Linked DNA regions of Homo sapiens: regions 2, 3, 4 and 5 are each linked to region 1. The links are chromatin contacts, found by Hi-C in ENCODE. All regions are on one chromosome and are shown on one strand. Each heading gives the region's core, a stretch centred on a gene start or an enhancer-like site at or near the end of the contact. The rest is flanking DNA. Distances are from core to core; before and after follow the strand shown.

The links. Hi-C counts contacts between places; a loop is a spot of excess contacts on that map. Pooled maps may share reads with other maps.
Region 2: a pooled map shows a loop between it and region 1 (12-fold over the local background). The contact joins the promoter of PPWD1 here to the enhancer-like site in region 1. A Hi-C loop is called at or near these places in 4 of 50 pooled maps.
Region 3: a loop to region 1 is called in a map of CD8-positive, alpha-beta T cell, with 31 times the contacts of the local background. The contact joins the promoter of ARSB here to the enhancer-like site in region 1. A Hi-C loop is called at or near these places in 2 of 168 maps with a recorded cell type or tissue (CD8-positive, alpha-beta T cell and naive thymus-derived CD4-positive, alpha-beta T cell) and 4 of 50 pooled maps.
Region 4: a map of CD8-positive, alpha-beta T cell shows a loop between it and region 1 (5-fold over the local background). The contact joins the promoter of MAST4-AS1 here to the enhancer-like site in region 1. A Hi-C loop is called at or near these places in 2 of 168 maps with a recorded cell type or tissue (CD8-positive, alpha-beta T cell and naive thymus-derived CD4-positive, alpha-beta T cell) and 4 of 50 pooled maps.
Region 5: a loop to region 1 is called in a map of OCI-LY7, with 9 times the contacts of the local background. The contact joins the promoter of CD180 here to the enhancer-like site in region 1. A Hi-C loop is called at or near these places in 2 of 168 maps with a recorded cell type or tissue (B cell and OCI-LY7), 1 of 37 single-sample maps with no recorded cell type and 5 of 50 pooled maps.

What each region holds. Positions count from the first base shown.
Region 1 is chr5:72,307,025-72,309,748 of GRCh38, reverse strand. All of the region lies in intron 2 of MRPS27 (mitochondrial ribosomal protein S27), which reads left to right. Among named protein-coding and RNA genes, the nearest start is that of MRPS27, 12 kb to the left of the region's middle. RefSeq lists a silencer at 1,048-1,337 and an enhancer at 1,388-1,637. Within about 2 kb of position 1,333, at least 40 of the 41 ENCODE cell types and tissues checked have a DNase peak (open chromatin) inside an H3K27ac peak, as active enhancers do; they include B cell, CD8-positive, alpha-beta T cell and OCI-LY7, where a contact is called at or near this core.
Region 2 is chr5:65,561,891-65,564,614 of GRCh38, reverse strand. It overlaps PPWD1 (peptidylprolyl isomerase domain and WD repeat containing 1), which reads right to left and starts at 1,319. Exons shown (of 11, transcript NM_015342.4): 1 at 1,109-1,319. The coding sequence starts at 1,304. It overlaps CENPK (centromere protein K), which reads left to right and starts at 1,447. Exons shown (of 11, transcript NM_022145.5): 1 at 1,447-1,517. RefSeq lists enhancers at 870-1,530, 1,671-1,810, 1,531-2,192.
Region 3 is chr5:78,983,896-78,986,619 of GRCh38, reverse strand. It overlaps ARSB (arylsulfatase B), which reads left to right and starts at 1,310. Exons shown (of 8, transcript NM_000046.5): 1 at 1,310-1,683. The coding sequence starts at 1,372. RefSeq lists a silencer at 1,128-1,987.
Region 4 is chr5:67,002,820-67,005,543 of GRCh38, reverse strand. It overlaps MAST4-AS1 (MAST4 antisense RNA 1), which reads left to right and starts at 1,390. Exons shown (of 2, transcript NR_111908.1): 1 at 1,390-1,700. All of the region lies in intron 4 of MAST4 (microtubule associated serine/threonine kinase family member 4), which reads right to left. RefSeq lists a silencer at 1,173-1,512.
Region 5 is chr5:67,195,381-67,198,104 of GRCh38, reverse strand. CD180 (CD180 molecule) reads left to right here and starts at 1,306. Exons shown (of 3, transcript NM_005582.3): 1 at 1,306-1,553. The coding sequence starts at 1,464. RefSeq lists an enhancer at 2,333-2,482.

The DNA of each region.
Region 1 (2,724 bases), core at 84-2,583:
GGAATGACGAATTCCAGGAAAGCTTATTAACACTTTCCTAGGTATGTAGGGAAGATTAGGAAATGAGGCCACTAGGTTTGGTGTCTTGGTGTTGGGTATAGTCAGTCACACAAATCCAGGGAACATTGTCATGGATACCTGAGTAAGCAGTAACTGTTTGCCAAATAATGAGTATAATAATCTGCAGCGGGGCAGCACGCAGTGGCACACGCCTATAATCCCAGCACTTTGGGAGGCTGAGGTAGGCAGATCAAGTCAGGAGTTCAAGACCAGCCTGGACAACATGGTGAAACCCCGCCTCTACTAAAATTACAAAATAGCCGGGCGTGGTGGCGCACACCTGTAATCCCAGCTACAATGGAGGCTGAAGCAGGAGAATCGCTCGAACCCGGGAGGCAGAGGTTGCAGTGAGCCAGAGATCACGCCGCTGCACTACAGCCTGGGCGACAGAGCTGACTCTGTCTCAAAAAAAAAAAAGTCTGCAATGAGTAAATATCACATAGAGACATTTGTTCCCTTTCCTCAGTTAAGACTAGTTTTCTTGGAAAAGCAGTACTAGCCACCATTTACTGAATTTTTCCTGCCACCGAGACAGCTGTCCCCTCTGCCTAGAATATCTTTGTATATCCTGAATCTCTCCAGTCAGAATCGATGTTTCCTGCCCTATATTCTTTCAGCACTTTGTGCCTTCCTTGTGTATGATGTGCTGAAGTCTGCACTTGGGAGGCCGACTTCTGGGTGTCAGTCCCAGTTCTGCGGCTTTCAGCTGTCACACTCGGTTTCTGTGCCTATAAATTAGAGATGATGGTAATGCCTGCCTCTCCGTCTGACATGCAGGTGCTTCAGAAATATGTGCACTGAGGAGTCCCTAAGCCCCTTGTTTTTAGCCCTCTATAAAACGTGTGAGGTGAAATAATGTTTTGGAACTCACACTGCTTGGAACAAAGAAAGCTTTTGAGACTTTTTCCTACTGTGTACTGGAAGGTAATTATTGCCGCTTTTTTCAAAATGGACATTGTTTTCGGTTTTACTCGACGACACTACTTGTTTTCCCTCATTTTTATTTGAGCGTTTGGGTTGAGCTACTGGCACTTAGCAGGGAGGCCGCATGGTAGGGAGAGCGCCCGTGGCTCCAGCTCTGGAGATGGGACAGTAGGTGGCAGTGTGGCCCCTGCGGGAATCCGCCGCCCCGCGGGTGGAACGCGGCGAGTGGGCGCGGGGCTGTCGGGTAGCGTGCGCGCGCAGGGCCGCGCCCAGCATGTGGAGCGCTGTGATTGGGCGCCGCCAGCCGGAGGGCCGTGAGGTGCTCAAAGCGGGCTCGCTGATTGGGGGACGGAGGAGGGCCGATATGAGGCTTTCGCCGCTCCCATCCCCATTGGAGATCGAGGCAGCAAGGGACACTGCGGCGTGTGGGTGTGGGCTTCATGTGCCAGAGCGCCGTCTCCCCTGAGCCGTGCCCTGCCGGGGAGTACGGCGAGAGAGAGGTTCTGGCCTCTCGGAGTGGGCTTGCGGTTCCGGTGCCCCCTCTCTTCGTCCTCGTGGCTGATTGTGCCAGAGAGCTCCTCGGGGAGGGCCCTAGCGTGAGGGCAGTTTCCCAGCGCCGGGGCCGCGGTGGACGCCAATGCAGCTGTCTAGGACCTGCGCCCGCGGTGCGTCCAGAGGGCCCCGGCGCGAACGTCAGAACGCCGCCCCGTTCCGCGCTCTCAGCAGCCAGCCAGGGCCGCTGCCAGTTCCACCGTGGAGAGGAGGAAACCGGGCGAGAGCCTCACTTTCCTTTCCGCCCAAAAAGCTTTCTCAGTGATTGCTGTAGTACCTGAGATTCTACCATAGGATCTTCCGCCTACATTAAAGTAGTCGATTTCTTCTTTAAAATACTTTTTTATTGGAGTATAATATACATACTGAAAAGTGTGCAAGTCGTAATATAGACATTGATGAATTACCACAAAGCGAGTAAACCTGTGTAGGAAGCAAGAGCATTCCTACCGCTCCAGAAGCCCTTATTGCGGCCCCCACTTAGTCTCTCCAAAGGTAACCGGTATCCTGACTTCTAACGCCACAGATTTTTTTTTTTTAGTGTTTTAACATTTGAAGGTGTAGACACCTTGGTATAAGGAGCCCCCTTTACCCATCACCTGGCTTCAACAATTATCAGCTCTTAGTCTTTATTTTATCTTTATTACTGTTTCCCCATCCCGATGCTTTGGATAATTTTGAAGGAGATCCCAGGCAGTAAGTCATTTCATCCGTAAATATTTTGATACAGATCTCCAAAAGACAAGGGTGCTTTTCAATACCATTATCACACCTAAAATATTAATAGGGTTGTAAATATCACGAAATATCCAGTTAGTGTTCAGATATCCCTGATACTCTCTTTCTTATTTTATTTTATTTTCTTAGAGCCTTGCTCTTGTCGCCCAGGTTGGAGTGCAATGGCACGATCTCAGCTCGCTTAAACCTCCTCCTCCCAGGTTCAAGCGATTCTCCTGCCTCAGCCTCCCGAGAAGCTGGGATTACAGGCGCCCGCCACCATGCCCGGCTAATTTTTGTATTTTTAGCAGAGATGGGGTCTTGCCTTTTTGGTCATGCTGGTCTCGAACTCGTGACCTCGTGATCCGCCCACCTCGGCCTCCCCAAGTGCTGGGATTACAGGCGTGAGCCACCGCTCCTGGCTCAGGTATCCCTGATACTCTCAAATTTTTTTTTTTATGATTTGGTTGA
Region 2 (2,724 bases), core at 70-2,569, 6.7 Mb after region 1:
GGCGCCGTGGCTCATGCCTGTAATCCCAGCACTTTTGAGAGGCCGAGGCAGGCAGATTACGAGGTCAAGAAATCAAGACCATCCTGGCCAACATGGTGAAACCCCGTCCCTACTAAAAATACAAAAATTAGCTGGGCGTGCGCCTGTAGCCCCAGCTACTCGGGAGGCTGAGGCAGGAGAATCGCTTGAACCCCGGAGACGGAGGTTGCGGTGAGCCGAGATAGCGCCACTGCATGCGCTCCAGCCTGGGCGACAGAGCGAGACTCCGTCTCAAAAAAAAAAAAAAAAAAAAAAAAGAGAGAGAAAATAATGACAAATCATTGAAGTTTTTTAAGGGAAGGTGCTAAAGTACGATTTGAGCTTAGACCACATTTAAAATGTCTTAAATACTTAAGGAAAACATTTCACAGAAAAACAAGATAACAAAACAACAAAGACAAGAAAACTTAATCTACCCCTTTTCCCACCCCTTTTATTTGATAATAATTTGTGATTATTCCTCGTTAGTGACAAAAAGACTCAGCCCATCGTATCAAGAGCGTGATTTCAAAACCACAGACTTCGGGTTTTGGATGAAAACAAATCTGTGATCTAGGAAGCTTACGTCATTTTCCCTAGATGCGAAAATTTATTAGTGGAAGTGTCAGAGTTGAAATTATCTTTACCTACCATGATTCGAAATAAGCACCGCCTTCCTCTCGCGCCCCAACACATTAATACATTAACACCACTCCTGAACTAAAGCCTTAAAGAGAACTGGTACCCTTTTGCATACCTAAATAAGAGTTCGAAATTCCAACTTCATGTGGCTGCTGTGGGGAGTAAATGAGAGGAGCCAAACACATAAGAATAGGAAAATGTTAGTTTTAGCATCTGTCATAACAAATCAATGATCAAAAGTGTTAGATATTATCAAAAAGACGTTGTACTACGCTTAAATCACTATTTCGTTAAGACATGCAAGTATGGAGTAGCCAGAAGTGAGAGGACGGCCCTCTGTTCTGAGGGCACAAAACTCCACACATCATCCCTCTTCGGATCTGGCTTGAACCCTCCTACTCAGCGGACGCAGCACTCCAATTCGTCCCGGTACTATGTCTGCAGCTACCTTTCCTCTTCTTGGCCAGTGTTGCCTCCACAGGTAAAGGTCCAACCCAGCGCTCTTCGTTCTCCTCATCGTTCTCCTGGGACACCGCCACTGCTACTGCCAGCTCTCTTTCGCTGAGTTCTGTTTTTTCCGGTTCCTCCGGGTCCCGGCGCCTTCTACGTCTCTGCTGAAAATCGCTACCACTTTCCGCCGCCATGTTGTTCGCATCGTCAGAAAAGGCGCGACACAAAACTCAGCTACCAATCCCAAAGCAGCGGCGCAGTCTTCTGTCAGCGTCCGAGCGAGTTTCGGGATTGGCTGGGGTGGGAATGAGCACATCCAATGGGCATGCAGCGCGCGCAGAAGTCCGGGGCTGGCAAGCGCTTCCTGCGCAGCGCCTAGGCGACCTGGAGTTTGTGACGCTGTGATGGTAAGACCTGGGCCGGGGAGGTTGATATAACGGTTGAATCTTGTGGAGCTCCAGTCCTGAAGGTGAAACCCTTATCGCCGGCCAACTAGATACCTGACTTCCCAGCCGGGCTTTGAGTCCCGTTCTTCTCGGCTTCCCGCGCGCCAACGCAAGCTCCATAACCTCACCAATATTTAGAGAAAGATGGAAGGGTGGGGACAGAAGGAAGTGGTTAACTCGCGGGTTTCCTTTCAGATGCACTAAACATGTTTTCTCTCCTGACCTTTATTCTCTCACACACTCTCTGAAGAAGGTGGTGAGTGCTTGTTACTGTTTCTGGGGGTGGGGTGGAGAAGCAGCTACTTCAAATAACCAAAAGACCTAGGGCAGAACGGGTCACTCTTCTTTCTTCTCTCTGGTATAGGATTTCATCTCCTAGCAGTCATCTGAACTCTTTCTCCTCCTCCTCATCTGTCTTCTTCATTTTTAAAAAATTAGGTAAAAAGCACATAACATAAAATGTATTATCTTAATCTCTTTTTTAAAAAATCAAATACAGCTTGTCAAAATGACCTCCGTAAAACACTTCTTTTTTCTCTGCAATTACTTTTGCACCAACCTAATAAAATCCTCGTCGTAAATCTCTTCTCTACTTTTGCCTTGAGATAGGCACCACGTACAGGGAAGGAACTGCCCCCCCATAGTAGGCACTTTATTTTATTTCAAAGGTTCCCATTATTTGACCATTCTACCTAGCAAGTCTCATTTCTTCTCTGCCCTCTGCTCTCATCAGACTACTTTCTTTTGTGTCTCACAAATTTCCCTTGTTCGTTCTTGCCTCCTACTCTTATGTTTTTATGCTTGAAAGCATCTCCACAGCGATTTAGCCTTCATGTTTACAGCTTCTCATCTTTCAGAGACCAATGCAATAATGAGGATGAAGATGATAATGATAATGATAATAATAATGTAGCTAGTTAACATTTATTAAGCATTATTATGGACTAATTCCTTCCGGGTTGGTTTTTCTAAGCTTCCCTATCCTGAATTCCGATAGTACTTGCAGGCAGTGTTGTATACTTTACCATTTCATAGCACTTCTGACTACCTGAAATCATATCATGTATTTAGTTATCCATTCATTTATATTGTCTGCATGAGAATGGAAGCTCTACAAGTACAAAGACTTTTTCATCTACACAGCTAAAGCCAGTGTCTGACCAATGGC
Region 3 (2,724 bases), core at 61-2,560, 6.7 Mb before region 1:
AAAAGTGTATGTAAGAGGCAAACATTTCATGTGTTAAAGGATTCTTGGGGAAAAAAAGGTAAAATCATGACCCTCATACAAATATAAAAGTGAATACATGATTTTATTTAACTCATTAATAAGGAAATTGGTAAGGTGTTAAAACCAATTCAAAGGACAATCCAAAGAACAGATCAGGAATACTAAAATAAATATGCAAGCGGAGGTGAAACTGTTTTCCTTGGTAGTGGTGGAGGGGAAGGATTGCTACTCCGCTGGATAAAGTTCATTTGTGTATATATAAATAAGAATTATTTTCCATTGTTATTTATCTATAACTTATAAAGTTGTAAACAACTTCCACGGAATCAGACTCAACCTGGAAGGGTATGGTCTCTAGGCAATGCAAAAATTTTCCCCTACACCTGTTAACAACTATAATATCTCCAGACAGAGTAGACAGAAAGTCTGGATGGCAACGGGAATCTACTGGTCATACGGCTAACTTCCTAATTCAATAAGCACGTGACTAAAGGATTTTTTCCTTCCACTCAGATATTTCAGGCTAACTAGATACTGTGTGCTTCTTAGTGTCACTGCTTAGTGGGGGAGCCAGCTCTGAGTGGGGTCATATCCGGACAAGCGAATGAGCTATTTATTCAATGACCACGCAACACTCCAAATCCTCCCAGGGCAACTTGAAAGTAACCGCACCTTCCAAAGGGCACCGTGCAATCAGACTGTGTGTTTGGCCTCCTGTTTGCTAGTGGGGAGGAAGCGGCTTCATGGGTGTACACTACGCATAAATGAATGTGAAAGGCTATTTAGACCTCTGCCTTTTCACCGTCCTCCCACCTGCCACAGGCTGGGCTCTTGTGCTAGAAATGACTTGCTAGCTAGACATCATGGTTCAGGATCTGAGTCAGAGGTTTAACCATTTATAAGCTTTTTTCTTATGAAAAATTGGCACTAATTATAATGTCTAACTGTCAGAGTTGTTGCAGGCTTTACAGGAGACGCGGGCTGTGAAGATGCTTTGTAAATTGTGAAGCGTTATTAAAGAACACATCTTTTTTTTTTAGGAAACCACAGTGCAAATTTAATTGCCGGGGAAGATAACGGGCCTTGGTGCCCTCCAAGCGTCAGCTGAGTTTCCAAGAAGCCGGGCAGCGGGCGCCCGCGGGTTCGTCTCTGGCTCCTCCTCCGCCACAGCAGCCGGGGGCCCGGGTCGGAGGCGGCGGGGGCCGAGCGCCCGGCCTCGCAAGCCCACGGCCCGCTGGGGGTGCCGTCCCGCGCCGGGGCGGAGCAGGCCCCGGCAGCCCAGTTCCTCATTCTATCAGCGGTACAAGGGGCTGGTGGCGCCACAGGCGCTGGGACCGCGGGCGGACAAGGATGGGTCCGCGCGGCGCGGCGAGCTTGCCCCGAGGCCCCGGACCTCGGCGGCTGCTCCTCCCCGTCGTCCTCCCGCTGCTGCTGCTGCTGTTGTTGGCGCCGCCGGGCTCGGGCGCCGGGGCCAGCCGGCCGCCCCACCTGGTCTTCTTGCTGGCAGACGACCTAGGCTGGAACGACGTCGGCTTCCACGGCTCCCGCATCCGCACGCCGCACCTGGACGCGCTGGCGGCCGGCGGGGTGCTCCTGGACAACTACTACACGCAGCCGCTGTGCACGCCGTCGCGGAGCCAGCTGCTCACTGGCCGCTACCAGGTACGCGGCGCCCCCGCCGCCCGCGCCGCCCCCGCCCCGCCTTTCGCCGGCGCCCTGCCGCTCCTACCCGGCCCTTGAGGCCGCGGGCGCTGGCAGGCGGGGCTCGGACCGCCGACCCAGTTATGGGTCCCGGCGGCTTCTCGCCCCAACCTCGCTCTTCCAGGCCGGCAGCCCGCCGCGGCCTCTGCGCATGCCCGGCTCTGGCGCCCCGCGGACCCGCGCCCCGGCCGCCGGGTTGGGCGGGTGGCTTTGTCTTTCGTTTTCTGAAGCTCCGGGCGAAGGGGTTTATGGGAATGCCGGGTGCTGGGCGCCGCGGCCGGCAGGCGGAGCGGTCCTGAGGTGGGAGGCTGGGGAGGGCGTGGGCTGGGAGCAAAGACGAGGGGAGAGGTAAAATGAAGGGGTGCTCGCCGTGGGTGCGACCCTGGCCCGTGGGAACCCAGCGGTGATAGGTTAGGAGTGTCCCACCAAAGATTATTTTTTTCCAGGTTCTCAACACCCCTGGAATGAAACCTGATGCTAGGTTGATTTTTCTTAGGCTGCTGACATTCCTTTCACATGTAACCTTGTATTGAACTCTTCTGAGCATCTTCATTATCGCTTTAAAAGCTTCCCTTTAGGAACGGCTCCACAGTTAACGAAGGAAATATAAATGTAGAGCGTGCATAGATGTTAGATGGCTAAGAATATCAAGAACATTTGCATAGCACTTTGTTGTTTTTAAAGTGAATTATTGAAACAGTGCATGAGGTAGTTGTTTTTACCCCGTTTTACAGACGAGGCAGGAAGCCTGTAAAGGCTCGTTGGCATAAGAATCGCACAGCTAGAAAGTGGTCAAGGCAGTGTCCGTTGTGCTTTTCCTGCATCCACTGGTCGTCCCGGGCTTATGAAATTGGCCTTTTTTCCCCTCAATCTGAATACGATTGTCATATTTCTAAGACCCTGAAGTTATTATGACCATATTAAATACAGTAAATGGGAACTGTTGGATACCACCTGCATGCCTTCACAGAGTACATATGCTGTTTACTCAACAAAAATATT
Region 4 (2,724 bases), core at 141-2,640, 5.3 Mb after region 1:
TAGCTAACCTGGGCTATCCTTGCATCGTACATCTGCATCTTATAAAGGTCAAATATTTAATAGAGAGGAACATCTGAAGGGCTCAACGAAAAGTACCAGAAGCCTCAATGACTGGGTGAATGAAATGGATAAACATGATCAGGTCAAAGGGACAGACTTAGACAAAGTATCTCCTCCTCTTTCCCTTTTTCTCCCCCACCTCTCACAAGGAAATGTCTTATTATCCACATTTCAAAAGGAGAAAACCTATGAGAAGCACATTTATCAGGGTTACCCAGGAAACCACAAGGACGAAGAAATACCTGAAACAGTACCCCCTCCCCTAGCGGGGCATAAACTTTTCAAAGTGTCACCCAATACACAAAACCCCAGCTCCTGAGGGGCTCAGGCAGCTCCGCCTGTGGGCCCCTGGGAAGTGAAAGCATTCCCTCTCCAGGCAGAGATCCCCGCGTTTTTACCTTTGTGTTCGCCGAAGCCTGTTCCCACTCCTCAAATGAGGCAAAGTAAAGTTTGAGAGCACAGTCCAAAAATTGGGGTCAGACATATCCATTTCTTTCTCTCTTCAATTCACTGTGGGTTCAAGGCCATATGACTAAAATGGGGAGAGGTAAAAAAAAGGAAGAAAGACAAGGCCAAAAATAAAAAAAAAATCCCAATTATCTACTCACTCCCTCCAGAGAAAATGTGATGGGAACTGTGATCTCAAGAACAACTTGGAGCATGTCTGAGAAGTACCCGTCCCGTCCTAGCCTTTAATTAACACACAGCCTCCTCTCAAAGGTCCGGGAAACTGATTTCCTCTCGGGTCTGCCCTCTCCTAGTCAGGCTCGGCCAGCTATAAACAGTAATTACATGAGTTGAGCCGTGCGTTCTGCTCAAAGCGCTGTCTGTGGGATTCAGTCGGAGGTACTTTGTCATCTGTTTGGCAGATACCACTCGCCGCTTCTGCGAGGGGCGGGGGAGACGACTATTTTGAGGCTTTGGTTCCGGAGGCTGTTGCTTATCAGCAAAACCATTCACATCCGAACATGCCCAGTGCCGAGTTTCCTTTTGGTATCTACATACAAGGAAAAGAATTTGAATAGAAAAAGCTGCTCTTGCCCTCCCCTCCTGAAAAAAGCGGAAACTTAAAAGCACTTTTAAAAAATGGGCCTATTGGAGGACTTGAACCTGACACCTTTGTGGACCCTTCCAGGGTCCGGCTGGGAGGAGGCGGCAGGGCCTTGTCCCTGGACAGCTTGGTGGCCGCGCCCCCAGCTTTCCTGCATCCCCCACCCCCCACCAGCCCCGGCCGCGCCTGAGGAGCGGGGGCTCACGGGAAAGGGAGCAGGCGGCCGCGGCGCGACCCCAGCCGGTGCCGGGACAGCCCCGCAGCCTGGGCCGCCGCTCCCCCTCCCCGGAGCCCGGAATGGATCCGTCCCGGAAATAAATAAATAAACCCGCGGCTGCTCCGGGTGTGTGCTGCGCGCACCTGAGGCCGACCTGTGATTCACCGCGGGAGGGATGGCAGTGACAACGCTCCGGGGAAGTCCACAGTGACTCCTCCGCCAGGACGCCGCTGGTTGTATAGGAAAAGCACGCGGACGGGAAGCCACACTCACCGAAAACCTCAGTAAACTAAATTTATGAGTTTACATCTGTTCCATCAATGACCACGGTGCACACCTGTTTGGCTTCATGGCCGGCAACTACAGATCTAGGTAATGGTGAGCCCCGATGTGGAAAGACACTACCTGGCATTTATGTGGCAAATGCTACAAGTATTGCCCCTTCAAGTACGTTAGACCTTGAAAGGGCAGAATGAAGGGGGCTGAATGTTCTTGTTATTCATTTTGAAGAAAGGCATGGTATTTAAATATCTCCCCCTATCCATGAATGTTTGTATAAAGTACATAAAGAAAAAATATAATTTAAATTAGCTGCCTTAAGTCTGGTGTAATATGGCAAGAAATACTAAATCAAAAAAGTATATATTCAGCAAAAAATACATCTAAAAATGGCTTAGTCCATGCAGTAAATACCAGGAACAAACTCGCTTACAAAAATGGGAGGATAAAGAGAAGGAAGAGGGGGTGTAAGCTGACAAGGTAGGCGGGGTAAACAAAAAGAAGCCTGCTGTGGGATCTTCTTTATCTAATTCTTGTGGCCCACATTAATATTTTCACACCAAGGACTCCAAGAGTTTTGGATGATGTTTCATGTCCAAGGCTTTCGTATGCGTTATCTCCTCACATTCTTACAGAGCCTCCACAGATCCTTGCAACCCACAGAGGTAGACAAAGAAGGCATTATTTTCTCAATTTTACATTTGGGACTTTATCCCAAACATTCAGGGACACTAAATGACAAAACACACTTCAATAGATATTAATGAGCTTGGTCCAGCATTTTTGCCCCATGCTCTTCTTTTAAAAAATGTTTCTAAGTATTGCAAAAGATGTTTTGAAGGCTGACACAAAAGAGTGTCCCTGTGCTCCGGAGCAGTTTCTAGACCTCAGCACTGTTGACATAGGCTGGATAATTCTTTGTCTGAGGAGCTTTCTTGAGCATTGGAGGATGTTTAGCAACATTGCTGACCTCGACCTACTAGATGCCAGTGCTGACAATTAAAAATGTCTGAGGACATTGCCAAATGTCCCTTGGGAGGTAAAATCACCCCTGGTTGGGAACCACTGCTCCAGATAAAGGCTTCTCTGAGAGGGGTGATACAGAGCACTGGTTTAG
Region 5 (2,724 bases), core at 57-2,556, 5.1 Mb after region 1:
ATCTCCAGATGAACAACATTCTTCGCCCCATCTACTCTTCAGCTCCTTCAGGAGGCAAAGTCCTTTCTTAAACTGTGAAGAGTAGCAGCATAGTCTCTGCAGTGAGATTTTCTGGATCTGAAGCCCTAATCTACCACTCTCTAATTGTGTGGCTTGGAGAGATCATTTAATTTCTCTTAAGCATCAGTTTCTACATCTATAAAATGAGGGAAATAATAATATCTCTCTTATAGAATATATGGAAATATTCGAGGATAGGAAAATGCAGCAAAAAACTGCATTAAACCTGACCCAGTGTCTGACACATAGTAAGGACTCAATAAATGGCAGATACTATAGTCATTTGATTCATCATAGTAATACTGTAGAGGTGGTGGTGGTGGTGGTGGTGGTAGTAGTAGTAGTAGCAGTAGTTAAGTCATTGTGAACTCTGATACTAAGAACTGGGCTCTTGGAAATGGAGTGGGAGAACAGTAACACCAAATATATCCTGTATGCCAGAGGGTTGAAGAACAGACAGAACAGGTAGCTAAATGCAGCCTATTGAGGAATGTTTGAACTTTGGCTTTCTTTAATCATTGCCACATCTTGCTCCATAATAAGGGTAATTGTAATCCTGCTTCAAAGCTATTTCTAAGAAGAAATAGAGCCAAGGCTGGCATCCCTAACTCTACTCTCCTTTAGCCAGGCTGCTCTATCTATGGCAGTGTCCCCTACTTCCCCAGGCCAGGTTAGGAGGGAACAAGAGAGTCCACCCCAACTGCTTTAACAAGCCTGAACCGCCAGGTCAAGAGATGAAGTAATCTTCCCCCTATACGAAGACCAGAGGTGGGGATGGACAAGGTGGCCAAGGCAGCAGCTGAGGCTCAAGGAGCAGATACACTCTCAAGCCTGCTCCCTCCTGCTCCAGTTCCCAGCTCAGCAGGTGCCACTGAAGGGCTCAGTTCTTCAGTCTGCCCCTGCAGAGTGCTCTGCCCTTCCATGTTCTCTGACACCTCTTCTATTCACTCACCTAGGACAACTAAGAAAGTGGCCTCCTTGGTGAGTAGAGCTTCCACAGCCTCTCTCGGGGAAAAGGACCAGAAGCTGTTGGAGTTGGCCAAATGCTTGAAGTTGGCATAAAGTCAATTGGAACCATCACAATGAGAGTCTGTGTGATCAGCCCAAAAGGACTGCACAACTGATTCATGTTCAGTGCCAGGAAATGCAACGGGCCATTCTGGGGTTGGGTCCTCAGTTATTTTTGGCAAAGATGGGTGGTATGCAAAAGGGACTTCCTTTTTTTTTTTTTTTTTTTTTTCCAGCACAGAGCCACAGAATGCTGAGCAGTCAACAGCATTTCTTGTTCCAAGATCACCCTTCTGAGTACCTCTCTGGCTGCCAAATTGCCAGGGCCTTCACAGTTTGATTCCATTTCTCAGCTCCAAGCATTAGGTAAACCCACCAAGCAATCCTAGCCTGTGATGGCGTTTGACGTCAGCTGCTTCTTTTGGGTGGTGCTGTTTTCTGCCGGCTGTAAAGTCATCACCTCCTGGGATCAGATGTGCATTGAGGTGAGTCCAAACTGTTTGTCTTTATGCAGATTAAACTGTCTGAAAATTTTGAGATTTAGCACGCAGTCCAATCTGAGCCTTGGCATCCCAATATCTAGTGTCTTTAAAAAGGAAATAAGGTGTATATATAATTTTTTCATTATTGTGAGAAAGGAGCCAAAGAACTCTGCCAGGGGATCATCTGGTGGCATCTTAATAGGAAGCAAAGAGAATTTTTCTCCTCTTCAAACAATTCCACCCAAATAATCCCAAGTGGGTCATAAGATATTAATAGGGTCTGTGTGCACAAAGCAGACCCCTAAACCTGCCTCAACCTAGGGGAGCTGTTGGTTTAACATCCCCACTCTCACATGGCCTCTATCCCAATGAGTCCTTTGGTCTCCTCTCAGGGTGAGAATTAGTAAAGACAGCGCTGTGCCAGGTTTTCGAGCATTGAAAAGATCACTCTGAATGAGTCTGGCTCTCTCTTGGACTTGGACAGCCTTCCATCTGTTTTACTAACCCATAGGAGGAAAATCTGAGAATAGAGCCAAATTGCACCTTCTGTTTTGGACCATAGCAATATTTATCAACCTGTGGGAAGTTCTTGGAGGGGATAATGAGAGAAAAAGGAGAAGGGCCTCCGTCTCTTGCCATCCTCTAAAATGCTTCAAACTTCCTCCCACTTTCTCTGACCCCACAAGTGATCAATACCACGTGGCCTGTCAGACAAGGGCTGCATACAGGAGGAACCATGAGTCTTGGTGGCTTGGTGAGCTGCTGGTCTGGGTTGAGGTAAAAAGAAGAGTAAGAGCCAGGAATAGCCAGATGTGGAGTTGCCCTGGGGCAGGACTAGAAGGAGATCAGAGGATCAGGAAGAGCAGAGCAAAGCCAGCACTGGGGTAAGGCTCAGAGCTGGGTGAGCAGAGCCTTGTTGGTCTGGCATTAGGATGGAATCAGCAGCAGGCCAAGAGGAGGCATCATGCCAATGAGAAATGAAGGCTGGGAAGGTGTGTGTTGCTTTGCTTGGGCTGTCATAACAAATGCCACAGACTGGGCCAGGCGTGGTGGCTCACGCCTATAATCCCAGCACTTTGGGAGGCCAAGGTGGGTGTATGCCTTGAGACTGGGAGTTCGAGACCAGTCTGGGCAACATGGCAAAACCCCATCTGTACTAAAAATACAAATATTA